Linked DNA regions of Homo sapiens: region 2 is linked to region 1. Evidence: chromatin loops called from intact Hi-C (ENCODE). Cell type or tissue: B cell. All regions are shown on one strand. Links, peaks and the distances in the headings refer to the core of each region. The heading gives the core; the rest is flanking DNA. Region 1 holds the start of LINC03100 (long intergenic non-protein coding RNA 3100). Region 2 overlaps LINC01237 (long intergenic non-protein coding RNA 1237).

Region 1 (2,802 bases), core at 171-2,670:
CTACCGGCGCTTTTCCCTTAAATATTTGGAAAAAAGTACAGGCCAAAAATCCTACTGTAACCTGTGTTTCTTTTTCCCCAGGCAAATCCACAATTTTGGCAAAATAAACCTCTATATCAGTTGTGATCTGCCTCAGACACTTTTTGGTTTACACAACAATCCAATCATAGCGATTTATTTGGAAATATACCTTCACAAGTTAAATCAAACCACAGCACTACTGGGCATTATTTGTAATGGCAAACTATTGCAAACAATCTAAAGCCCATCATAGACATCATAGAAACTATTCTAATAAATTGATACATTTATATAATGGAATAATCCGCAACCTTGAAGGGAATGAAGGAAGGAATAAAGAGAGAGGGTAAGGAAGAAAAGAAAGGAGAGAGGGAAGGAGGGACAGACAGGTGTTTAAATTGGGGATGTGCAAGCAATATTGCCTGCTTCATTGCCTTCACATTATCTAAAAGCATGTGGTCAAGAAACACTATTACAATAAGCACATCAGAAATAACTTCTAAAATTACTTTTCCAAAATATGAATCCATACTATACACTTCCTGTAATGTGCACCAAATGTAGATGCACACATTTTAACAAGGAAAAGACTAATACTCATATTTGCTTGCTACACACCAGACACTGTTTTAAATGTTTTGCACACGTTAACTCATCTGTTCTTACAGAAATCCTGTAGCGTGCACCGCCACCTCCATGTTTCTAGGAGGAAACTGAGGCACGGGGGCTGCGGCTCCTGGACGCACCTGGCCTTCTCGGCCTGCCTCTCTCCCTCCAGCCGCCCCACATTCTTTTTTCCTAATTGGAAAAAACTATTCACGCTGCTCCTCCAGGGCATTTCAACCTTCTAGAAAGACTCGACAAGATTCGAAACTGTTTATAAAGAGAACGTGCTTGTGCCTGAATGCTGAGTGTGAGCGCGCAGTGATGCCCTAGAGTGCAGTCATCCCGGGCTTGGCGCCCAGCGGGTGGAAATACGGCCGCAGGGTGGAAATGCGGCGGCGGGGCTGCCCAGGCTCCTGTGGGACCCGCGCGGCGCGGGCACGCACATTCTCAGGGACGCGCGTCCTCAGGCCACGAGAACACCTGAAGGCCCCGGCCAGCGTCCTCCAGTGAAGACCCGGACCGGCGTCGTCACCCGCCGCGCAGGCCTAAATCTCAGGTCTTCACCGTCATCTCCCAGCGATCGCAGGGATCTCAGGCACTGACCGCGCCCGTCCCTGCGCCCCCCCGCCCCCGCCCCCCCGCGCCCCCGCGCCCCCGCGCCCCCGCGCCCCCACACCTCCACGCCCGGCACTCTGGGCGCGCGCGGACGGCGGGGCAGTGCCTACTACGCAGGCGCACGCTGCGGGCGTCAGGACCCGGCAGCAACACTGCCACGCGAATCCGCGCCGGCCAATCAGCATGGCCAGGGGCGGGGCTTCCCTGAGGCGCGCCGAGAGGCGGTGGCCCACTTCCGGCAATAATCGCCTGGTCGCCGTCAGGTGCCGGCCCAGGTGGCAGGCGCGCCCGTTGGGCACTGGGGGACGCGGGCGCGTCAGGTGAAGACTGGGGGCTGCAGGCGCGCTAGGTAGGTACGGGGTGCCGCGGGCGCGTCAGGTGAAGACTGGGCGCCGCAGGCGCCTTAGGTGAAGATTGGGGATCGCGGGCGCGTCAGGTGGGGACGATGGGCCACGGGCGAGTCAGGTGAAGACCGGGGGCGGCGGGCGCGTCAGGGGAAGACATGGGGTCGCGGGCGCGTCAGGTGGGGACCGGGGGTCTCGGGCGCGTCAGGTGGGGACGGGGTTGTCGCGGGCGCGTCAGGTGGGGACGGGGTTGTCGCGGGCGCGTCAGATGGGGACGGGATTGCCGCGTGCGCGTCTGCTGAGGTCTGGGTCCGCGGGCGCGTCAGGAAGGGACGATGGGCCGCGGGCGCGTCAGGTGGGGTCTGGGGGCGGCCGGCGGGTGTGGAGGGTTCATTCAGGGAGCTGCGGGCGAGTCAGGTGGGCACGGGGACCGCCCACAGGTGCATCGCGTGTCCTCAGCCGCTTCCCCTGCCCACCTTCTGCGACCCCTTCCCGCCCCCACCCTCCTGGGCCGTCTTGCAGGCCCGAGCTTGTGTCCGCCTCGCTGGGCAAGGTGTTTCGGGGACGACTCCTGCCGGCGTTTGCCCTCCGGGCTCGGCCCTTGCCTCTTCGCCGGTGGGCACCTGCTAGGTGTGACCCCTCATTCCTCCAGGCCACTCTGCCCCGTCTGCTGCTTACCTTTTTTTCCCTACTCCTGGTCTGTGGCTCTGGCTCTGTCTCTGTCTCCTCCCTTAATTTCTTTCCATGCTTATTTTTCTTGCAGCAGACACTAATTTTGCATCCTTCCCCTCACAGTAAGCTCAATTTGACCTTTTTCTCAATTAGATTCCACCTCTGTCCTTGGGTCTATTCAAACTCATTTTGAAGACTAAAGAATCTAGAGAACCATTTCTTCCCTTATGAAGCTGTCTCTTGCTGCCTCCAAATCCTTACCATCCGGCCCTAATCAAAAAAGACGTTTACTCTTTCATATTCTGTTTTCTCCTCGTCTTTACATGTTTACCTTTCCCATGAGGAATCTGTGATTATCTGTAAGTCCTTACAGTAAATCTTATTTCTGACTCTCAGCCCTCAGTGTGCCATTTTTTTAAATGTCCTTTCTGGATCAAATTTGTCCACACTTTTAAGCAAAACAAATAGGGAAACACATGTGGTCTTTTAAAATGGATTAGAGTTTTCTTTCCTGTCTTGTTTTCCTTGTTTTAGTGCCTTTATA
Region 2 (2,802 bases), core at 42-2,541, 130 kb before region 1:
AAGCCATACAGGGCTTACTAGTTTTGAATCACAGCGGAAGTAGGTTTACTTTTGGTTTGGAAGTTGGTTAATATTTGGAGCATTATAGGAACTTTTTGTTTGTTTGATCTTCTGTCCTAAGCTAAAATGGAACTAGAAGGGAGGAAAGAAAGACTTCAATACCACCGGGAATGTTTACTGTTGTCCTGGTTAAAAGCTGATAATAAGATATTTGAAAAGGGACTTTCTTTAGAGCTCCCTGATGAGAAGTCAGGCTAACTGGAAGCTGATGCTCAGGCTATAACTCGTGGTGGCTCTGTGTTTTCTCTGCCAGACTCTGCTTCTCCCCCTGGGAACTTCTCAGCCAGCCGAGCCATCCTTTCCCAGCACTGCTGACTGTGTGCTGTGCACATTTTTTGATTGGCGTGATTCTTGACTGTTTACAAATGGAGCAAATAAAAGATCTTTAAGGTCTTTCCTACTTAGTAAGAGGCATTGTTTAAATTGACTTAGAAATAAATGAGCATACCTACAACTGTAAAAAAAAAAAATAGGAACTAACCCAAATGTTTTTAAAGTTCACTTGACCTGGGGTAAACTTTGGTGAATAAAGGTGAGTTTAGATTTGCCGGTTTGATAAAAGCAGGTGTCTTCAGAGTCCTCAGCGTTAAAGATGATGCAGACACGCAACTTTCATCTCTGCTAAATGTTTAATTGTAAAGCATGAGTCTGACCTAAAAACAAGTGTGCCCGCAGAAGTGAGGCGGCACGCCCGTTACTCCTCACGCAGGAAGCGCAGCAATGAAACAAAACGCCGTGCGTTTAACGCTTCGGTTTCTTGATTTTGAGATGACCGCCTGACAGTCACATGCTGTAAAAATGGTTAATAGGAAAACACCTCAAGATGATGGATGCTTAATATCTCAGGAAGTTTCTCAGGAGTAACACAGACAAGTTAAAATACTAAAACATTAATCGCTGAACATAAGTGTAAGCTTATTCCTGGCTTCGAAAGTTCTGTGGAAAGATAAAATTTGTTTGGGTCTATTAGAAAACATTGTGTCTTGTTCTACATTGAGAAATTGTTCTATGAGGAAGCACGTTTCTGAAAAATTATAAAATATGTATTCATAAAATGTTATCATATAACAGTTCAAAATTGCTTACTTCCTAGGTTCCACTAAAAATTAAGGGCACTAAGATTTAAAAATTCTAATTAATGTGTGTAACTCTATATACAAAGTATGAAAAATAATGATACAATTTTTGGTATTTTTGGTAAAAAAATTACAAAAGACATGAGGGTTTTTTTTAGAAGAAGAATAATTTTGTCTAATTTGGAGGTTATTTAAAGGTTGCTTGAAAATGCAAATTTTGAAAGGAAATAGAAACAAGGCAGAAAGGAACCAGTAAATGGGACAAAAAATAAGCAAAGAAAGTTATATCTTTGGTAGGGAAAGTTGAAAAGAAAAAGAGAATAAAACTTTTTTTTATATGAGAAAATCTTGTGTGGCCAAAATTATAAGGGAAAAAAGAGTAAATTTTTATCCTAAGTTAGAATGATTGGTTGTTCCAGTATAAAAAAGAGGAAGTATAGAACGAAACTGAAGGTTTGAACAAATTCTAGAAGGTTTGAGAAAATTGCAAAAGGTTTATGGAAGATGAATTTTATGAAATACATTTTGTATGTGATCAAGTTGACTAAAAATAGAAGGAAATAATTTATAAGTCTTTCTAAAATAGAACATTAAGATCTAGGCTGGGCGTGGTGGCTCATGCCTGTAATCCCAGCACTTTGGGAGGCTGAAGAGGGCAGATCACTTGAGGTCAGGAGTTCAAGACCAGCCTGGCCAACATGGTGAAACTCCTTCTCTACTAAACATACAAAAATTAGCTGGGTGTAGTGGCGCATGCCTGTAGTCCCAGCTACTAGGGAGGCTGAGGCAGGAGAATCGCTTGAACCTGGGAGGCGGAGGTTGCAGTGAGCTGAGATTGCGCCACTGCACTCAAGCCTGGGCAACAGAGTGAGACTCTGTCTCAAAAAAAAAAAAAAGAAGAAGAAAAAAGATCTAAAGTTTGCCGACATGAAACTAGAATTTGGTCCTCTCTGTTAATACGACAAGATTTTCTTGTAGTATTGATCTACCCCTGATTAAAAAATAATCAGGGTGTTCCTTGCCTTTTTGGTAACTGTCGCAGGTGAGTGGTGACCCTCTGGGGCTGGTGGTGTGGTGAGAAGAATTTACCAAGACAGTTGCAGATAAAGAAAAGCAGATTTATTGAAGAAAGCATGAAAATACATTGCGAGAGTGCAATGGGCAAGTTAGCAGAGAGGAGCTGACTGCAAGGAGGCGAAGGCTTGGTGAGGGTTTTATAAGACAGTCTCTGTGCTGTGAGCTGAAGAGGGCTTTGACAGTGCTGATAACGCCAAGGTTGCCGTGAGCTAACTTGTAATTTTCCCATCAGTCAAGGATCTGGTGATAGCTGGAAGACTGAGTTATTTGTGCAGGAGGGTTATGTGTTCTGGACCATGAGAAAGGCAGACTTAAGGCTTATGTGCCTTCTCTTTTTGCTTCCTTCAGTCCCGCCAGCCCCACTCCCCCTCCGTAATGAGGCCTCCACAGTAACTGGCCTAGAAAAATTTATCAAGATAATGTCGTGTACTTTGCGCTGTCTTTATTAGGTTTTTGATTGCTTGGAAAAATTCTTCCTTTAAAGAGGTAGGGTTTTTTTTTTTTTTGTCTGTGTAACTTTATTTGCTTTTAAAGTATTTTAATTATCACTATAGTTAAATGGATGACTATTATTTCACAGTGACCTATT

Evidence for each region. Peaks named below come from ENCODE experiments on the same cell type or tissue, not always from the same donor. Only the 100,000 strongest peaks of a DNase experiment are listed, where the experiment ranks them.
Region 2: it touches region 1 in a loop (4-fold over the local background); 8 of 110 quality-filtered maps call a loop at or near these places.

What each region holds. Positions count from the first base shown.
Region 1 is chr2:242,087,211-242,090,012 of GRCh38, forward strand. It overlaps LINC03100 (long intergenic non-protein coding RNA 3100), which reads right to left and starts at 1,355. Exons shown (of 1, transcript NR_186294.1): 1 at 141-1,355. LINC01881 (long intergenic non-protein coding RNA 1881) reads left to right here and starts at 1,423. Exons shown (of 7, transcript NR_130702.1): 1 at 1,423-1,591. In B cell, for the core only: no CTCF peak of the experiment used is centred there; DNase peaks (open chromatin) are centred at 895 and 1,431; H3K4me3 peaks cover 1,449 bases; H3K27ac peaks cover 1,598 bases.
Region 2 is chr2:241,961,844-241,964,645 of GRCh38, forward strand. All of the region lies in intron 2 of LINC01237 (long intergenic non-protein coding RNA 1237), which reads left to right. Among named protein-coding and RNA genes, the nearest start is that of LINC01238, 7.4 kb to the right of the region's middle. In B cell, for the core only: no CTCF peak of the experiment used is centred there; a DNase peak (open chromatin) is centred at 1,518; H3K4me3 peaks cover 992 bases; H3K27ac peaks cover 2,500 bases.